Regions from separate parts of the Homo sapiens genome. Here region 1 is linked to region 2. Evidence: read pairs that join two places in POLR2A ChIA-PET (ENCODE). Cell type or tissue: GM12878. All regions are shown on one strand. Each heading gives the region's core, and the rest is flanking DNA. Links, peaks and the distances in the headings are about the cores only.

The links. Peaks named below come from ENCODE experiments on the same cell type or tissue, not always from the same donor. Only the 100,000 strongest peaks of a DNase experiment are listed, where the experiment ranks them.
Region 1: POLR2A ChIA-PET joins it to region 2 with 5 read pairs; 2 of 35 experiments call an interaction of 5 or more read pairs at or near these places.

What each region holds. Positions count from the first base shown.
Region 1 is chr4:167,049,082-167,055,321 of GRCh38, reverse strand. All of the region lies in intron 3 of SPOCK3 (SPARC (osteonectin), cwcv and kazal like domains proteoglycan 3), which reads left to right. Among named protein-coding and RNA genes, the nearest start is that of SPOCK3, 180 kb to the left of the region's middle. In GM12878, for the core only: no CTCF peak of the experiment used is centred there; a DNase peak (open chromatin) is centred at 2,353.
Region 2 is chr4:167,174,312-167,180,551 of GRCh38, reverse strand. The region is part of intron 2 of SPOCK3 (SPARC (osteonectin), cwcv and kazal like domains proteoglycan 3); the gene reads left to right. Among named protein-coding and RNA genes, the nearest start is that of SPOCK3, 57 kb to the left of the region's middle. In GM12878, for the core only: no CTCF peak of the experiment used is centred there; a DNase peak (open chromatin) is centred at 2,441.

The DNA of each region.
Region 1 (6,240 bases), core at 408-5,407, 130 kb after region 2:
CTCCCCTCTCTAGTATTATTTTCAAAAGCTTATTAATGTATTGAACTTAAAATCATTTAAAAGACTTTTTGTGAGCATTTTTAGTTTTTAATTTACCATATTTTTCACTGAATTATGGACATCCATATTAGATCACTATAAGTTGATTTTCCCCTTTTTCATTTATAAGAGGTTTGCATGTTTTCTAAAAAAAGTGAAGAAAAACTTACATTGTCATTATATTTTTATACTGATATTTATATTGTTTTAACTATTAATATATCCATTTAAAGTTATCTTTTACTTCAATTTCCATAGAATGCACCATAAAGCATGCAGAAATTAAGGTATCACCAATGAAAATGTTAATCAATATTTTATAATATGAATGGTGTAAATTCTCAGCACAAAACTCCTTTCTATATATGCATACCAATACATACATACATACATAAACATATCGATTACATATTTTCACTTGGACAGACACATTTACACTTGCAAATTTGCTTCTAGATAAAATCAACTAATTGTTCGTGTACACCTGATCTACCTTTTGGTTTAACTATGACATATTTTTCATCTCATTTAAGTTTCTTTTAATCAATCATTTTTCCAGTTTCTTTATGTTTTACCACTAAAACAGTAAGAGTTTTGGGGAAATAAAATGTTTTCAAATGAGCTTAAGTAAAAACTATTTTGATGATGGTAATCTGCTGCAAAATGAGCTAAAGCATGCCAATACCAACAATATATTGGTCTGGGCATCTCCACACTGATTTTTCTGTGATATTACTTCTCTTCATTAGTGCAGTTAATCATGAGTTGACATGACAGAAATTACCTGAAAAATTGTTTTGATGAGGACATACATCTTGAATAAGGCATAAAATGTATATGGTTTGCTACATTTACTATGATAAATAAACTGAAGGGAAAATGCATGTGTGAACCTAGGTGGTAGCATGATAAAGATTTTAAACAATTAATCAATGCTTTAGATGAATATGCTGTAGCTTTCAAAAATAAATATTCACATCTTTCCATTCACTGTGTTAAATCTGCCTTGTTTGTGGTCATAAATTGATATTGGTGTGTAACGGATACATCAGTAAAGTTCCTAGCAGTGAATCTTGACAGTTGCTCAGAGAATCTGCTTGAACTGAGGTACCCTATCTACAAGGATCACCTTTTATTTAAGTGTTATTTTCTCCAGCACACGATAAATATCATAAATCTCTAGGTGTCCTAAGGTGAAAGATTTAGAAGGAAAATATGCTTTCTAGGTTTTCCTAACTTTGCTATCCAAAGGAACTTGGAGCGTCCCTACTTGTTCTCTACCATGGCAGTAAATTATTATGAATAAATTAAAAATGAAGAAGATCAATATACAGAGATCCAGAGATATAAGAACGAACCCGTTTCATTTTTTGATGTGTTTCTCCTGCTCCTCCACGTTTTTGGGGATGTTGAATTAGGGGCAAGAAGTGTAGCTGTGGCTTAGATCAGCATCCTTCTGTCTTTTCTCAGTGGTTTCATTGTGTGCTTTCTTCTTAAATCAGAGCCTCTCAGGAAGGGCAGCCTAACATCTACTGGTTCATTAGATTGCAGTTAATTCTCTTTTTTTTATTTATTTGTTTATTTATTTATTTATTTTTGAGATGGAGTCTCACTCTGTCGCCCAGGCTGGAGTGCAGTGGCCTGATCTCGGCTCATTGCAACCTCTACCTCCTGGGTTCAAGCAATTCTCCTGCCTCAGCCTCCTGAGTAGCTGGGATTACAGGTACCCTCCACCACACCTGGCTAATTTTAGTATTTTTAGTAGAGACAGTGTTTCACCATGTTGGCCAGGGTGGTCTCGAACTCTTGAACTCAAGTGATCTGCCCCTCGGCCTCCCAAAGTGCTGGGATTACTTGTGTGAGCCACAGCGTGTGGCCAAGATTGCAGATAATTCAATGAAAGTTCCCAAAGAGGAGGTATGTGAGGAAACCATTTCTAAACTCAAGCAGCTCAGATAATCTAGCCATGAGAGACAGATACACGGCAGCTAAACTTATAACTAGAGGAAGCATTCTGGCAAGAATTAGAGGGTCTGGGGAGGGGCAGTTTTGAGAAAAAAAAACAAAAACCAGCTCTTTGGAAGGGCAGTCATGTGTTTAGCCATATACTTATCCATTGTATTTATTGCTTCAGGATCATTTCTTAGAGCTTTATCTGACTCCCATCATTTTTTCCATCCATTTGCAAAACGTCTCACATATAATAACATTCACAGCCTGATATGTCCTTTTGCAATCAGTATTTGGCTACAAAGGAAAAGCTGTTAAGATTTCATCTGGAGCTTTTATTCCCTTCAGTGAACAGAGCTGTTCATAGTATTATGGGTGTAATTATTTCCGAAACTGAAAAAGACTAGTGTTTGAGGAAATGCACTCCTAACTTAGCTTCCTCTTCTTAAAATGCACTATTATTACACTTCTTAAGGAATAGTTTATGTAGATTAGACAATATCAATATTGGCTGTCTCCCAGATGCCTTTAATTTTTACTTATTTACATGAGTATCATTTATTTTTTATGCTTTCAGATGACATTTATTGACAGTATTCTGAAACAATAGAAAGGTCTGATCCATGCTTCACAATAGGGGCATGGTGGTATCATAATGCTGCTTTGTTTAAGAGCTTAGGGACTTTTGGCATTTTTCTAGTGGAAAAATTGGTGTTCCCAGTATTGAAATTCAGTGGAGGGAACATGCAAGGATGATTACATGATTACAGTATTTTCTGAAAGTGATTTCAGTCATTTAGAAATGTAAATTCTGAGCCTTTATTTGATTAATTCACATGAATTGATTTAGGAGTTTTGAATATTTTTGGACAAGTTCCCTGTTTAGACATTCAACTTCTAATAATCTTATCAATGTATATATCCTACATTGGTTGTATCATCCATATTGGCTACCTTAGATCATAGAAGTCCTTTGTATCCCTGAGGAAAACCTGCTAAGAAATTATATTCAAGCTAGAAACCAACAGTAAATGCTCATTTATTCTATGTCAGATTTATTACCTAAGAACTACATAGGGCTTCTAAATGAGAAATTTATTTCATTATCCAATTCTTACTTCTTTATACAATGATGGTGTTTTATTTGTTTTACACCATAGCCCATAAAATATAGCACCAAAAATCTTTGATTGTTTTGTTCTATACCAAATGAAGGTACATGTTCCATAAAATAATAAATACTGTGTAAAGGTCTGTGTTTTTAATTCATAAGGTAAAATCAAGATTACTATATAATGCTTGATTTACTTCATATCACATTAGCCTACATAGGTGTGCAAGAAGGCAAATTATATCTATTTTCCGTTTCCTTATATGTTATTAAATTGTAATCAAATATATAGAGCAGGAAGTTAATCAAATTAATTTAGAAGGTGTTCAGTGATTTAAGAAACAATATTCTTCACAAGCCGACCCTGACTTTCAGGAAGTGAAATGACAATGGCAGAATTTAACTGAAGACACACAATCTAGAAATGGAACCACTGCTCTTTTGACAGGCGCCACCTCAGTGGCATCACTGCAAAGTCCAGATTGCCTGACACCCTGATAACCAATGATTGGGGGTCAGGTCAAAGTCAGGGTCGGCTTGTGAAAAGTTGTTAAACAACATGCTAAGTGTGAAATGTCAACCCTCACTCTAAACTTTCCCTGTTCAGAGCATCAGATGAAGACTTCATTGGGTTTTACAGTGGTTTTCTGTGTTTTGCTAGTCCATTGAAGAAGGGAGTTTGAAAGTTGTTGTATACTGCTAATGATTGTCTGCCCATGTCCTTCCTGAAATAGCACGATTGTTTATGGAAAGTATCTTTAATAAAGCTGGATACAGTTTGTCTTGGAAAAAACAAAGAAAGAAACAATATTATAATCTGAAGCCTTGTTAATCTAACACAACAAGAAGAATTATTAAGATTGAAAAAACTCTGGACATACATAGAAAGTCATACTTTTACCAGGAGGCCTCTGCTGGCTAGAGAAGTGATTCTCAGTCCTTGCTGTGCAGGAGAATTACTTCACACTCATTTAAAAAGTATAGTTGTCTAGGCTTGATCCCTGAATGTTTTGATTCAATTGATCTCTTGATCCCTGAATGTTTTGATTTAATTAATCTGGGCACTTTGGTGTGTGTGCTTAGGCTTTTTGTTTATTATTTTACTTTTTAAAAAATTACAGTAAAATATATATAAGATAAAATTTACCATTTTAACCATTTTTAGGAATATAGTTCAGGGGCATTAGGTACATTCATATCGTTTTGCAATCATTGTTATTATCCATCTCCAGGACTCTTTTCATCTTCCCATTAATGACTATCTTCAGTTTATTGGGTATGAACTGAAGCTATACATGCATTAGACAATAACTCTCCTTTCTCTCTTCCCCTCAGCACTTGGCAACCCCAATTGTGCTTTCTGTTTCTTTGAATTTGACTTTTCCAGACATCTCCTATAAGTGGAATCATACAATCTTTGTCCTTTTGTGGTTCACTTATTTCACTTAGTGTAATGTCTTCAAGGCTCAGCCATGTTGTAGCATGTGTCAGAATTTCCCAGTTTTTAAGGCTGAGTAATATTTTATTGTATGTATATCCCACATTTTGTTTCTCTGTTCATCTATCCATAGACACTTATGTTACATCCACCTTTTGGCTATTGTGAATAGTGCTTCTATGAATGTGTGTGTCTAAATATGTTTGGGTCTCTGCTTTCAGTTCTCTTGGTTATATACCTGGAAATGGAATTGCTGGATCATATGGTAATCGTATTTATTTGGGAAACAACCATATTGTTCTCGACAGCAACTGCATGCTTTTATATTCTCACCAGCAATCCACAGGGTTCCAATTTTTCCTCATCCTTGTCAACATTATTATTATTTTAAATTAAAATTTATCCCAATGGTTGTGAATGTGATTGTGTTTCAAACTCCAAAATTTGTTATTTTATGCAGGTATAGTAGAGAATCATAGGGTACTAGCAATGGCTTATCAAAATAATTCATTTCTGTCATTTTCTTTAGTAGTACTGAGAATTTTGTGTAGAAAGAGTTCTTATTAAAACAGTCCAAAGTGTCAGAGAATTTTAACTAACCTATTCACCTTTCAGATCTGGTGCCAGAAGCAGGTACCAAAGGGCTTTGAGAATAAATTGTGGGAAGCAAGAAAACCCCCAAAGAAAAATCATTGCCTCCATTGAACACACACTCCCTATATGTCAAGTATTTTATAGAAGACACTTACACTACCTTAAAAAGTAGATACAAAGCTAGTAAGTGGTGTAGCGGAGGTTTGGAATTTTGTATTTGTGGTTTTGAAGGACGTTTACTCTTTTGTTATGAAATACCGATTTATAATCAGCTTACCTGGTTTATTTCTCAACTCAGAGTATACCCTTTTCATGAGAAGACATGGTGGGAATGGCACAGGTGAACACAGGCAGCTAAAGGGTCAATCATTTGGCATATGTTGTTGAATCATATATAGAATTGTTCCACAAGAGAGGATATGAGGTGTTTGTAACTTGTATTCTAATTTTTAGAATCTAGAAATATAGTGTTTTAAACTGACTGCCTCTAATGTCTGATCTTTATAAATGATTTTTAGATAGATTTAGCATTCATCTGATAATATATCACTTAATATCTAGATTTTAGAGCATGATTTTTCTGATTCTAATGAATATTTTATACCAAATATTATTTAAAAGTCCTTTCTCAGGTCAAAATAAATCTATTTGCACTGCTCCTCAAACTGACTCATGGTCTATATAAAAAAGAGGTGATATAATCTGAGTTTGTATTTCAAAATCCTCATTGAGACACCAGCGAGTCTAGTGTGTTTGTTTGCTTTCACGTAAACCCTCTAAAAGTTCCACGTGTAATCAACCTGTACTTCACTTCCAATCTTTAGACAGTATACTTTGTTTTGTGGAGAAGCAAATATCCTAAAGAATTTGAAATTTGCTAGTATTGTACCCACTTTACTTACAAATATTTTATAATTCAGTTTTGAACCTTTTTTGTTAGTAAGTAGGGAAATAACTCAAAGACAATAAAAACTTCAAAGATGCTTGAACCCAGGAGGCAGAGGTTGCAGTGAGCTGAAATCATGCCATTGCACTCCAGCCTGGGTGACAAGAGCAAAACTCTGTCTCAAAAAAAAAAAAAGAAAAAGAAAATTAACTTTTCTTGAAA
Region 2 (6,240 bases), core at 360-5,359:
GCTTATTAGAACCTATTTACATATTTATAGAAACGTAACCTCTCTTTCAAGGTTCTCTTAATTTTATCCTTTCTCCTCACGGGTAATGAAACTTGAGCTCGTGATTGTGGCTTAACACTCACTCTCAGGCTGCTGCTCACATGGTGATGTCCCTGTTCTGTCCTGACCATGACAGCCGCTGCTTTTGGGGGCATTCCTCAATGTTCAGGTGTTCCTGCTGCTAAGTACAACTTTGTATGAGTGGAATCATCCTCAATTCTACCTCACAGTCTCCTTGGCATATGTCCTCCTCCTCTGATGTCTATGTCAGAAGCATTCCAGAGCAGGGTTTTTTTAAGACCCTGAGTGGTTACTGTTTTTCCGTATTTTACTTGGCTCTTCTCTATCAAGGTGCTCCCAAGGAAGGCTGAGTTCATTTGAAACAACAGTGCCCAATTTTACTTAAAAGTACTACTTCTCTCAGACCCTCAGGCTCTGTCATTGAGTCCAGCTTGTAAACTACACCCCTTTCACTGAAATGGAGTCCCTCCCTGGAAAGCCACATTCCCTTCTTGCAGTATAACTTCTTTGGGGCATTAACCTTGCTCCTCTGTCCATCCTGTACTAATCCTGGCATATTTGCCATTCTGTGAGTTACTTAATTCTCACCATTATATTTTGAGTTTTATTCTAGAAAACTCACAAGCCTCCAAGTCCATCAATAGACACAAATTTTAAGTGTAAGGTGAAAGATTTCTTCTTAGTTCTCCTAAGAGACATGCCTAAAATTCAGTTCTGACATAGCTGAGACCCCTGCCTCTTACATACCGTGAATGAAAAGATCTTTATTAATATAATGCGGTATCATTCTGACATGCATAAAACAAAATGTGCAAAGTCTACTTCTTTAGAAGGTTAAAGTATAGCAGGTAAAAATCAATATAGATTGTCATGGCTGTTCATTAAATTTTTATATTAAGATTGTAAGAAACCCATACATAATAAATTAGATAAAGAAAATAGAACATCTATGAATGAATAAAAGTTACTTGATTATAAAATATATTTCCTGTGGGAAATTATGTTAGCAACTCAAAGAGTTTTGTGGAACCAAAACTGCTCAGGGAAAGAATGGGAAGTAGATTAATAAGTAGATTTATGTGCATGTGCCTGCCCTGGGACATTTGTAAGCATTGTCTATGGTATTTTTTGTTTTGTTTTAAAGACTTTGAGCGGGACACAGGCTCTGCAGCAGAGAGTCTGGCTCATTGGCTGTGGCTAGCATAGACGCATAAAAATGGAGACTTTCATCCTAGAAAGTTTCTACGTTGGCCAATAAGGAAGAAACTAAGGAAAATGCAGTTTTGTAACAATGGAATGAAACATAATATCTAATCAGGGCCTATATCCAGTGTAAATCTTACCCTAGCCACCTTGAGTTCCATTTGGCAGACTCTTCCAGGACTCTGATAAAAATAAACTGTTTCGTGCAAATAGCAGTGTTACAAGTCAGTCATCTTTACAAAAGTTTACTCAGGAAATCCCAAAAATAATTCTGGAAAAGAAATAACTGCTTGCAAAATTTTTAAATTGACATTGAAAGTTTTTCATCAAATTTAATTTGATATGACATAATTTCAAACATCTTATAAAAATTGTCATTTTAAAACCAATTAAACAATTCTCTTTAAGCACCTAACAGGATATAAAAATATACCATTTTATAATACCATGTATTTTATTTTAATTATGTATGTATTTTGTATTTACATCATCTTTTATTTTTATGAAATCATGGTTTTTATCCCCTTTCTTAAATTGTACGAATTCCCTAAATTACACAATGAATTTTTGAAAATCTTTTGCTCAGTATGTTATTATCATATCTCTTTGAATAAAACTAAAAAGTTATTGAAATTTTTTCTCACATCATGAGTCTCTAAATGTTAAAAATGTCTATAGGATTAAGTTATGTAACAATTAATATATGTTGGTCAAACAAAGAGCATATATTACAAACGTATTCCAATTGTTAACATAAAATGTTAGGAAGGAGGTGAAATTGGAACTTTCAGTGAGACAAATGGGGAAGTTTGGTGACTTGATTAAAGGTAATTTCATGGACAACAGTATTTTAAATTGCCTTAGTGATTTTCACTTAGGAGGCTTTTTCATCTTGGGGTAATGCTCAATGTATAGTAAGAGTCTGCCTAAGTGAAAATTGTTATTTATATGGAAGAATGTTAAATTATTTAAACAATGGCAAAGGGTTGAATGTAAATGTTGAGAAGTGAAACCCTCACCATTGGCACTCGTTCAGGCAGAGTAGTTTTAAAAATAGAAGTTTACAGTCACAGAAATTGAATCCTGTGAAAGCATTCACAGCATCATACCTCTTAGAAGATCTTTGTGGTGAGCTCTGGGCTGGGAAATGTGGCATTATGTTTGTCACTACAGCTGCTGCTGGCTGCTGATAATACAGCACAATGGCCAAAGACTTAGAATCTGGAACTCAATTACCTGGGTTCAGTTCCTGCTTTGCACATAGCTGAGTGACCTTTGGTGAGTTATTGAAACTTCCTGAGCCTCTGCTTCTCTATAGATAATTCAGAGACAGAAAAAGAGGAAAGCAGCCCTGATATTTGGAAAAAGAACTTGAAATCTTACAGCTAGGTCTTAGTATTGGTAGGAGCTGGACTGACAATCACAGCAAAGCCTTGGTGTTCTCCTATGAGACATAAAGAAATCTCACAGAACATCAACATCAGACAAGATGATTCTGGACCTGTGTAAAGATAAAGACAGGCAAGTTGACAATGTTGACTAAGTGCAGATAAAAGAAAAAGGTCAGTGTAAAAACCACAAAATGTCTGCTGATATGAGTGATTGCTGCTTTGTTAGCTTTATTATAGTCTGCCCTCCATTTAGAAAACATTTATTAATATACCTAATCATAGACTTATTCCTGTCCCTTCACAGTACCCAGTCCAGTCTGCCTTCTGGAGCTCTCTTCCAAAATCATCTTGCCTAAGCCTGAATCCCATAATAAGTCCTTCCAATCACTCTCTGAGGTGCCCCATGATTCTCCACGTACATCCCTCACTGCCACAAGTATTAAATCCAACTCATGGAACTATAGGCGTTCCCTTTGTGGTCCTTGCTTGGAAGGCATGTCAGTGGTGATGATAATAGTGGCATCTTCCTTATAAGGTTTTCATGATGATAAAATTAATTAGTGTGTGGAAAGTGCTCAGAACGTAACTGACTGGAAAAAAAAAAGTGCTGTTAGTTGTCCCTCTGTCCCTTCTTCCTGGGCCTTTTGATCTGTGCTCTTCTGGGTTCTTCTCCTGAAGAATTGCCATCCTCTACCATACCCCTGCTCTCAGGTTACTCAGGCCACGGATCAATAACTCAGTTGTCTGCTCATGTCAGGAAGAGCCCATGATAACTAGTTCCTCGTCAAATAATTGCCCTTCTAGTTTCTTGAACTTGGCACACACTTTTCACCTATTTGGTAGAGGTTAGTGGAATACTGCCTTGTTAATGATAAAATTGGGGCTATCTTGAAAAAATAGCCCTGTCTGTCATCTTCATCAACTGATTTGCTCAGCAATCAACAACGCTGTGGACATAGAGTTGAACAAACATAGTCCTTGCACTTAGTACTGCTGTGATCTCATGCTGTGCTTTTGTGCTGAGTAGCTATGTTTGCAACGTTTGACAGGTCTCTCTCTGCCCCCGTGAACCACTTGGCCTTGTCTCCATATGGAGCAGTTCTTACTACATGCTTGCAAATGCTGAGGATTTCCCTGCCATGTTATGAACAGTCTTATTTCTACCCTGTCCAGTTCCAATCCCTTTCTTTATATCACACTCATTATCTAGGTGCTGCTGCTCCGTGTTTAGTAGACTAGACTGAATGGGATATAGCGAATTGATACCCAAGAACTGAAAGAGATGGAAGCACTTGTCTTTATGCAAAAAATTAGTTTAATATACATACTGTGAAGATACATTGACAACAAAAAAAATGGCATTTAATTATATAATTTAGGAAGATTTAGACTAGAGCAATTCATTAGAAAAACATACAATTTGAAATTCTCAGGTAAAAATGGGCATGCTAATAGAATGTACATTATAAAGTGGTTGGGAAGATGAAGATGAAGTAGTTGGTGAGAACTTAAGGTAACGTGCTTAGCTGGTTGCTTCCGTGTGCTAATCACTCAATATATCTGTGATAGGTAGAAAAATGGTTCCCCAAAGATGGTCATGCCCTGATCCCTGTAATCTGCATATATTACTTTACATAGCAAAAGGGATTTGGCAGATGTGATTAAGTATTTGAGACTGGAAGATTATCCTGAATTTTCTTGTGGCCCAATGTAATCACAAGGGTCATGATAAAAGGGAGGCAGGAGGGTCAGAGTCAGATAAAGAGATTAAGTCACAGAAGTAAAGGTCAGAATGACTGGGCCATGAACCAAGGAATGCAGACAACCTCTAGAAACTAAAAAAAGCAAGGATAGCATTCTATAGCACCTCCAGAAGGAATGCAGCCCTGATTACACCTTGATTTTAGTCCAGTGAGACTTCTGACTTCTGGAAATAGATGATATTAATTTGCATGGGTTAAATCATTGTGTGTGGTAAGTTGTTACAGCAGCAATAGGAAATTAATACAATACACTAAACAGATTTTTTATTATTATTGATAGTATTGTATTAGTTTGCTGGGGCTGAAATAACACAGTACCAGAGTGGCATAAATAGCATAAATCTATTTTCTCACAGTTCTGAAAGTTAGAAGTCCAAGATCAAGGTGTGAACAGGGCTGGTATTTCCTAAGGACTCTGAGGGAAGGATCTGTTCCGGGCCTCTGTTTAGCTCATAGATGCCTGTCTTTCCCAAGCCTCCACAGCATCTCCACCTCTGTGCATGTTTCTGTGTTCAAGTTTCCCCGTATTATAAGGACGCCAGTCATATTGTATATAGGCCCACTCTAATGAATTCACTTTAACTTGATTACATCTGTAAAGATCCTGGCTTCAAATAAGGTCACACTCTGAAGTACTGGGGCTTAGGCTTTCAACGTTTAAATTTTGAAGGAAACAAAAAATCCATAATCATTGTTTTGTGCCTTTAAAGCAAATCCTAAAATTTTAGAGCAATGACTATATTCTCAGAAACAAAAAGTATCTAAGGATTATTTTAGTCGTAACTTTGATTTGACAAAGGTGATTCTTTTAAAGGACACCATAATTGGGAATGTGCTGTATTGCAGAGGGACCATGACTTATTGGTTTAATAAGAAGTAGTATCATTGATTCTACCACTGGGATACAACCTCAATTATGGGAAATGGCAATTTAGCAGTTCTAAAAACAACTCCCTTTTATAATTATAGAGAATTTCCTTTAGTGGCATCAGAAGTTCTATAAGTCACTCATGTTTTCCCATGAGGTCCCCATAAGTATGCGGTTACTACATCATTTTGAGCATCCCCGATAATTCTGCAGGTAGTAGGTAAAATAGCTTGTCTAACATAGCACGTGGCAGCTGTATCCTACTACAGAAGAAGGAAACCAAATCATAATTAACAAAAATCTGACTTTCATTAGATTTGTCCTGGATCAGTGGGGCGTAAAACTTCAAGGACTCCTTTGAGAATGTATATTACAAAAGAAAAAAAAAAGATTAGTTTCTCATGAGAAGAGTTTGTGTGCATGCCTGTGTGTATGTGTGTTTGTGTGCGTGTGCACGCGCACTTAAGTTTGCATAATTTTCAAACAATTTGAAGAACTTTTAAAGCTTATTTATGGAGCCCCCAAGGTCCCACTCTATAACCTTTTATCTGAAGCAGTTTTTCCTCAAGGCCTCTCGTTTGCTTTAGCCACCTTTCAAGATGTCCTATCTTTATTGGCTTCTAGAGCCTTCATTCTCATCCGATAGGCTCTAGGCTCATCTCTTGATTCCAAGCCAGTACCTGCTACCTAGTGTTTGACCTGACTGGTCCTTTAAAACTTCTCTGAATGCTGCACTTCATCAACTGCCTCCTCCTTGTTTCAACCCGGGGAACTGTAAATCCCTATATATTTTTGGTCACCTCTGTTTAGTGGAGTAATTTTTTTTTTTTCAAAATTTTAGAGTATAATCTGTAGTGTATGTATAACTAGTAATTTTGCTTATATCTTCTTTCCCTGAAACATAAAATGTACCCTTAAAATGCATTTTTATAAGAAAGATAATGTATTTTTAAAT